2 separate regions of the Homo sapiens genome follow, and region 1 is linked to region 2. A link is an interaction called in ENCODE POLR2A ChIA-PET data of the cell type or tissue named here. Cell type or tissue: HepG2. All regions are shown on one strand. Links, peaks and the distances in the headings refer to the core of each region. The heading gives the core; the rest is flanking DNA.

Region 1 (2,899 bases), core at 123-2,622, 170 kb before region 2:
TCCTGGAGTGCAGCCCCGTCTTTGCAAGGAGGCCATAAACCTGGCTTTGTGGGCTGCGGGTCTGTGGTGGGGTCTGTTGCGGGGGGTCCTCGGGCTGACTGGGCCGCTGTATGTTTCTTTCTTAACTTCTGTCCCCGAAGCGAGGCCACGAACTTGCTGCAGGACCTTGGGCAAACTACGGACACCTTGAAGCCTCCACGGCTTCTTGTGTGGAACGGGAGGGATTGCGGCATCTTCAGGGCCTGGCTGCAACCGGTGTCCTGGGACCACCCCACCGGATGCTCCCACCCGAGCAGGCCAAGATCCCCAGACCTGGTCTTGTGTCCTCCTTCCAGAATGTGGGGCCAGGCCTGCAATGGAGAAGCCCACCCGGGTCGTGGGCGGGTTCGGAGCTGCCTCCGGGGAGGTGCCCTGGCAGGTCAGCCTGAAGGAAGGGTCCCGGCACTTCTGCGGAGCAACTGTGGTGGGGGACCGCTGGCTGCTGTCTGCCGCCCACTGCTTCAACCAGTAAGGCCCGCCTCCTCCAGGAAGGCTGCCCGGCTTCCCCTCCTCACCAGCCCCTCCCTGTCAGAAACCATCCTGCTGGGGCTGCTGCATGGACCCCACTGGGGAGCAGCCCTTCCTCTCCTGAGGGCAGCTGAGAGACAGGAGGGAGCCGGTGCCAAGGCTTCTAAGGACAAACAGGGCCTAACCAGGGGAGGGGGAGGAGGGTTCCTTCCCCATTGCTTGCTACCCAGGCAGCGTTTATCTTGGAGATTCCCAGGCATGGTGGCCCGCATCTGTGGTCCCAGCTACTCAGGAGCGTGAGGCAGGAGAATTGCTTGAGCCCAGGAGGTCGAGGCTGCAGTGAGCCTGATGGTGCCACTGCACTCCATCTGGGGCAACAGAGCGAGACCCTGTCTCAACAAAAAAGAGACTCATAAAGCTGTAGGGGGTTGGGGGGGGGCATTGGCACAGGTGTAGAAAATGAAGCCTGAGGGTCCCCTGACTTGTCCGAGGTCCCCCAGCTTGGGATCCTTTTCAGGAGGAGCCCAGCAGCCCCTCTTTCCCTGGTCCTCCTCCCTGGAGCCGAAGGTCAGAGGATGGTCCTGGGGCCCAGGCAGCCCTGTGTGGCTTCCTGGGGGTGTGCATCAGCCCTGTCCCTCCCCAAGAAGGCGGGCATGTGCTGGAGGGCAGGCATGTCTGAGGGCCCTGTCTCCATAGCACGAAGGTGGAGCAGGTTCGGGCCCACCTGGGCACTGCGTCCCTCCTGGGCCTGGGCGGGAGCCCGGTGAAGATCGGGCTGCGGCGGGTAGTGCTGCACCCCCTCTACAACCCTGGCATCCTGGACTTCGACCTGGCTGTCCTGGAGCTGGCCAGCCCCCTGGCCTTCAACAAATACATCCAGCCTGTCTGCCTGCCCCTGGCCATCCAGAAGTTCCCTGTGGGCCGGAAGTGCATGATCTCCGGATGGGGAAATACGCAGGAAGGAAATGGTGAGCGCTGCCCCATCGAGGGGAACGGTGGATTTATTCTCCAGGGCCTGGCCTGGGGAGGGTCAGGATGGGCATCTCTTACCTGGACCCTAAACCAATTCCACTGCACAGGGACCTCTGTGGCTGATCCCTTTGTCTTTGGTCCCGCTGCCCACACACCTCTCACTTCCCCATTCCATCTGGGGGCAAAATCTGGCTGTTGCCTGTTTGTATAAACAAAGTTTTATTGGAACAGGGGCCATGTTCACACATCAACAGATTGTCTATGGCTGCTTTCCTGCAATAGCAGCAGAGTTAAATACTTGTGACAGAGACTGGCCCTTAAAGCTGAAAATATTTAATTCTCTGACCATTTATAGAAAATGTTTGCCGGCGGCCACATGTGGTGGCTCACACCTGTAATCCCAGCACTTTGGGAGGCCCAGGAGGGTGGATCATTTGAGGTCAGGAGTTTGAGATCAGCCTGGCCAACATGGTGAAACCCCGTCTCTACTAGAAATACAAAAATTAGCCGGGTGTGGTGATGCATGCCTGTAATCCCAGCTACTCGGGAGGCTGAGGCAGGAGAATTGCTTGAATCTGGGAGGCAGAGGCTGCAGTGAGCTGAGATTGTGCCACTGCACTCCAGCCTGGGTGACAGAGCGAGACTCCCATCTCAAAAAAAAAAAAAAAAATAGAAAAATAAAAAATTAGCCGAGTATGGTGGCACATGCCTGTAGTCCCAGCTACTTAGGAGGCTGAGGCAGGAGAATCACTTGAGCCTGGGAGTTCAAGGCCGCAGTGAGCCATGATCATGCCACTGCACTCCAGCCTGGGCAACAGAGCAAGACCCTGTCTCAAAAAACAAAAAAAGCAAATGCTCACTGGTGCTTGCTTGCGCTAGTCTATCCCGAGACCCCTCCCACTCCAACAGTTAATGCTTCCCTTGACCTCAGAATGGCCTCCTACACCTTACCCAGGTGCTAGGGCGGCAGCCCCATGGGGACAGTGGGGAGACTCTTGCGCTCTGAGCGGGCCATCAGGCCCACCTCCTCCTCACTCTGTGGCTTTGTGAGATTCCTGCAACTCTGTGAGCCCTGGTTTCTTCGTCTGTGGGGTGGGGATGCTGCATCTCGGGGCTGTTATCGGAGCGGAACTGGAGCTGCTCTGATGATCACTGTGCACGTGGCCTTTCTGGCTCTTTCCCTGGTAGCCACCAAGCCCGAGCTCCTGCAGAAGGCGTCCGTGGGCATCATAGACCAGAAAACCTGTAGTGTGCTCTACAACTTCTCCCTCACAGACCGCATGATCTGCGCAGGCTTCCTGGAAGGCAAAGTCGACTCCTGCCAGGTAAGCATTCAAAGGGGGAAAGCGGGCAATATTTCCATGAAATGCCCACAGCCGTTCACCCAGCAGTTCTTTGTGTGCAGACCTAGATTTTTTTC
Region 2 (2,899 bases), core at 269-2,768:
CCCAGCACTTTGGGAGGCTGAGGTGGGCGGATTATTTGAGGTCAGGAGTTTGAAACCAGCCTGGCCAAAATGGTGAAACCCTGTCTCTACTAAAAATACAAAAATTAGCCGGGTGTGGTGTCACGTGCCTGTAGTCCCAGCTACTCGGGAGGCTGAGGCAGGAGAATCGCTTGAGCCGGGGAGGCAGAGGTTGCAGTGAGCAGAGATTGTGCCACCGCACTCCAGCCTGGGTGACAGAGCGGGACTCCATCTCAAAAAAAAAAAAAAAAAAAAAAAAAGAATGTCACCTTGAAATCATAATGACAGTGGAGAATCCTGGCATCCACTACCACGCAACACCACATCCGGCTAATTTTTGGCCCCAGACGTCACCCGATGTCCCCCAGGGGCTAGGATCAGCCGCAGGTTAGGACCCCTGGGTTGGAGGTTTCACCACGGAGAGTTGCGGCGGCAAGAAGACACCAGGAGGAAGTGACCTGCACACAATCACCAGATCGTCCCTGAGCATCTGGCTCTAGGGTCTCTGCCTGGACCGAAGCATTCCCAGGTGCAGACCCAGGGGTCTCTCCTGTCCCTCCGACCTCACCTGCGTACCCTGCGTTGCTTCCTCTGCCGGGGAAGCTCACCCACGTTCTCAGGTCCTGGGCGGAAGGGCAGAGGGCTCCCCGGGCACAATGTCTTCTGATGAGAATCACAGCTGCTGAGATGCAACTGCAAGGGGCTGGGAAAGTTCCTGGGACCCAAAGGAGCTGTGAGATCTAGCGCCTGGGATGGCAGAGGCTCTGGCCGGTGAGGACAACAGCCGGCGTCAGCTCGGGGGTCGGTACGCAGGCGGCCACCTTGTAACGGCCACAAACGGGCTTCAAAGGGGAGGCAGGCCTGGGCTGCTGAGTCACCCGGGCCTCATGCAGTTCACAAAAAGCTGTAACTCGAGGCAGCATCACACCGACCGTGGAAGCATGGAAGGGAGGGGGACGCTGTCTCAGCCTCCAGGAGCTACCTGGCAGGCTGAGGCAGGAGAATCACTTGAACCTGGGAGGCAGAGGTTGCGGTGAGCCAAGATCGTGCCACTGCACTCCAGCCTGGGCGACACAGCAAGACTCTCATCTCAAGAAAAGAGAGAGAAAGAGAGAAGGAAGGAAGGAAGGAAGGAAGGAAGGAAAGAAAAGAAAAGAAGGAGAGAGAGAGAGAAGGAAGGAAGGAAAGAAAAGAAAAAGAAAGAAAGAACAGGAACAAGATAAGGGTGGCCACTCTCACTGTTTCTATTCAGTATTGTTATTGCAAATTCAAGCCAGGGCAACTGGGCATGAAAAGGAAATGAAAAGCATCCAGATTGGAGCAAGAGAAGAAAAACCATCTCTCTATTTGCAAACGGCCTGTTGTGGTGTAAAAGGTCCCCGGGTACAATTTGTGCAGCAGAAATACGGCACTTCACAGGCTGCTTAGAAACCTAGCAAGTCCCTTGAGCACAAACTATTTTCCTAAGCTTGGTGGGGGCGTGAGAGGGTGGCCGGGGACTGGTGACAATGTTGTTTGTGCACTGGGAGAGTCCGGCTGAATTGCAACTGGCCTTTACATCCTAATCAGCTCCCTGAGGACAACCCGAAAGACATCAGATTAAAAAGTCACAATGAGATAAACCAGCACGACGCGGCTCTCTGCAAAGCGACAGGTAGTAAACAGACCTTAACGCACGTCATGAGGTTTGTTTTTCTTTTAAAAGTCAACAGCTGGTGAATCGCACAGGGCCGGGCAGGGCGGTCAAAGGGCCCGTTCCCCCGGCTGGGAAAAAAGCAGGAGCCCAGGGCGGCGGCAGCTGGACGCGGGCCCCGTGGAACTTTCTCCCGTCAGTCAGGGGCCGTATTTCTTAGCCATCCTCCTCTGACCTTCATTTCAAACCGCCTGCTGACGCATCTAACCTTGGCCCGTTCCGTGGGAACTCCAGACTCAGGGTGACCAACCCCAGCTGGGTTACCCAGGGTTGTCCTGGTTGGAGTGGCTCCAAGTCCTCAGACCCAGCAAACCCAGGCTTGCTGATCACACCGCAGACCCCACCAGGTGGTCATCTTTCTGGGGAAACTGGCTTCTTTTCCTCCCCGACTCCCTTGCTTTGTCTTCGTGGTGGCACCTCTCTTCCCAGGTGCTCAGGTGTGACATCAGCCGTCCCTTGCTGGCCCTGGTGCCAGCTGACTCCCAGGTCTCCTTTCTCTTCTTTAAGATGGAGTCTCCCTCTGTGACCCAGGCTGGAGTGTAATGGCGCGATCTTGGCTCACCACAACCTCCCCCTTCCAGGTTCAAGCGATTCTCCTGCCTCAGCCTCCCAAGTAGCTGGGATTACAGGCATGAGCCACCACACCTGGCTAATTTTGTATTTTTAGTAGAGATGGGGTTTCTCCACCTTGGTCAGGCTGGTCTCGAACTCCCAACCTCAGGTGATCCGCCTGCCTCAGCCTCCCAAAGTGCTGGGATTCCAGGCATGAGCCACCACGCCCGGCCGTCTCTTTCTTCTAAGATGGAGTCTCCCTCCGTGGCCCAGGCTGGAGTGCAGTGGCGCGATATCAGCTCACTGTAACCTCCGCCTCCTGGGTTCAAGTGATTCTCCTGCCTCAGCCTCCCAGGTAGCTGGGACTACAGGTGCACTTTTTTTTTTTTTTTTTTTTTTTTAAATAGCAGAGATGGTGTTTTGCCATGTTGAACAGGCTGGTCTTGAACTCCTGACCTCAAGTGATCCGTCCGCCTTGGCCTCCCTAAGTGCTGAGATCACAGGCATGAGCCACCATGCCTGGCCTCCCAGATGTCATTTCTTGCAGCTCTCGGAGTCTTCCACGTGTCTCTGGATCTTCCTGTGTCATTCCCACCTCCGCTGTTTGACTCTGGTCCCCTCCTCCCATGTCAGATG

What was found. ChIA-PET counts read pairs that join two places held together with the same protein. Peaks named below come from ENCODE experiments on the same cell type or tissue, not always from the same donor. Only the 100,000 strongest peaks of a DNase experiment are listed, where the experiment ranks them.
Region 1: POLR2A ChIA-PET joins it to region 2 with 5 read pairs; 8 of 35 experiments call an interaction of 5 or more read pairs at or near these places.

Annotation. Positions count from the first base shown.
Region 1 is chr19:2,415,335-2,418,233 of GRCh38, forward strand. TMPRSS9 (transmembrane serine protease 9) reads left to right here. Exons shown (of 19, transcript NM_001395513.1): 12 at 336-507; 13 at 1,204-1,475; 14 at 2,668-2,804. It overlaps LOC124904612 (a long non-coding RNA gene), which reads right to left and starts at 2,674. Exons shown (of 2, transcript XR_007067089.1): 1 at 2,431-2,674; 2 at 1,491-1,678. In HepG2, for the core only: no CTCF peak of the experiment used is centred there; a DNase peak (open chromatin) is centred at 1,387.
Region 2 is chr19:2,586,732-2,589,630 of GRCh38, forward strand. All of the region lies in intron 2 of GNG7 (G protein subunit gamma 7), which reads right to left. Among named protein-coding and RNA genes, the nearest start is that of MIR7850, 43 kb to the right of the region's middle. RefSeq lists an enhancer at 570-1,513. In HepG2, for the core only: no CTCF peak of the experiment used is centred there; DNase peaks (open chromatin) are centred at 910 and 1,640; H3K4me3 peaks cover 759 bases.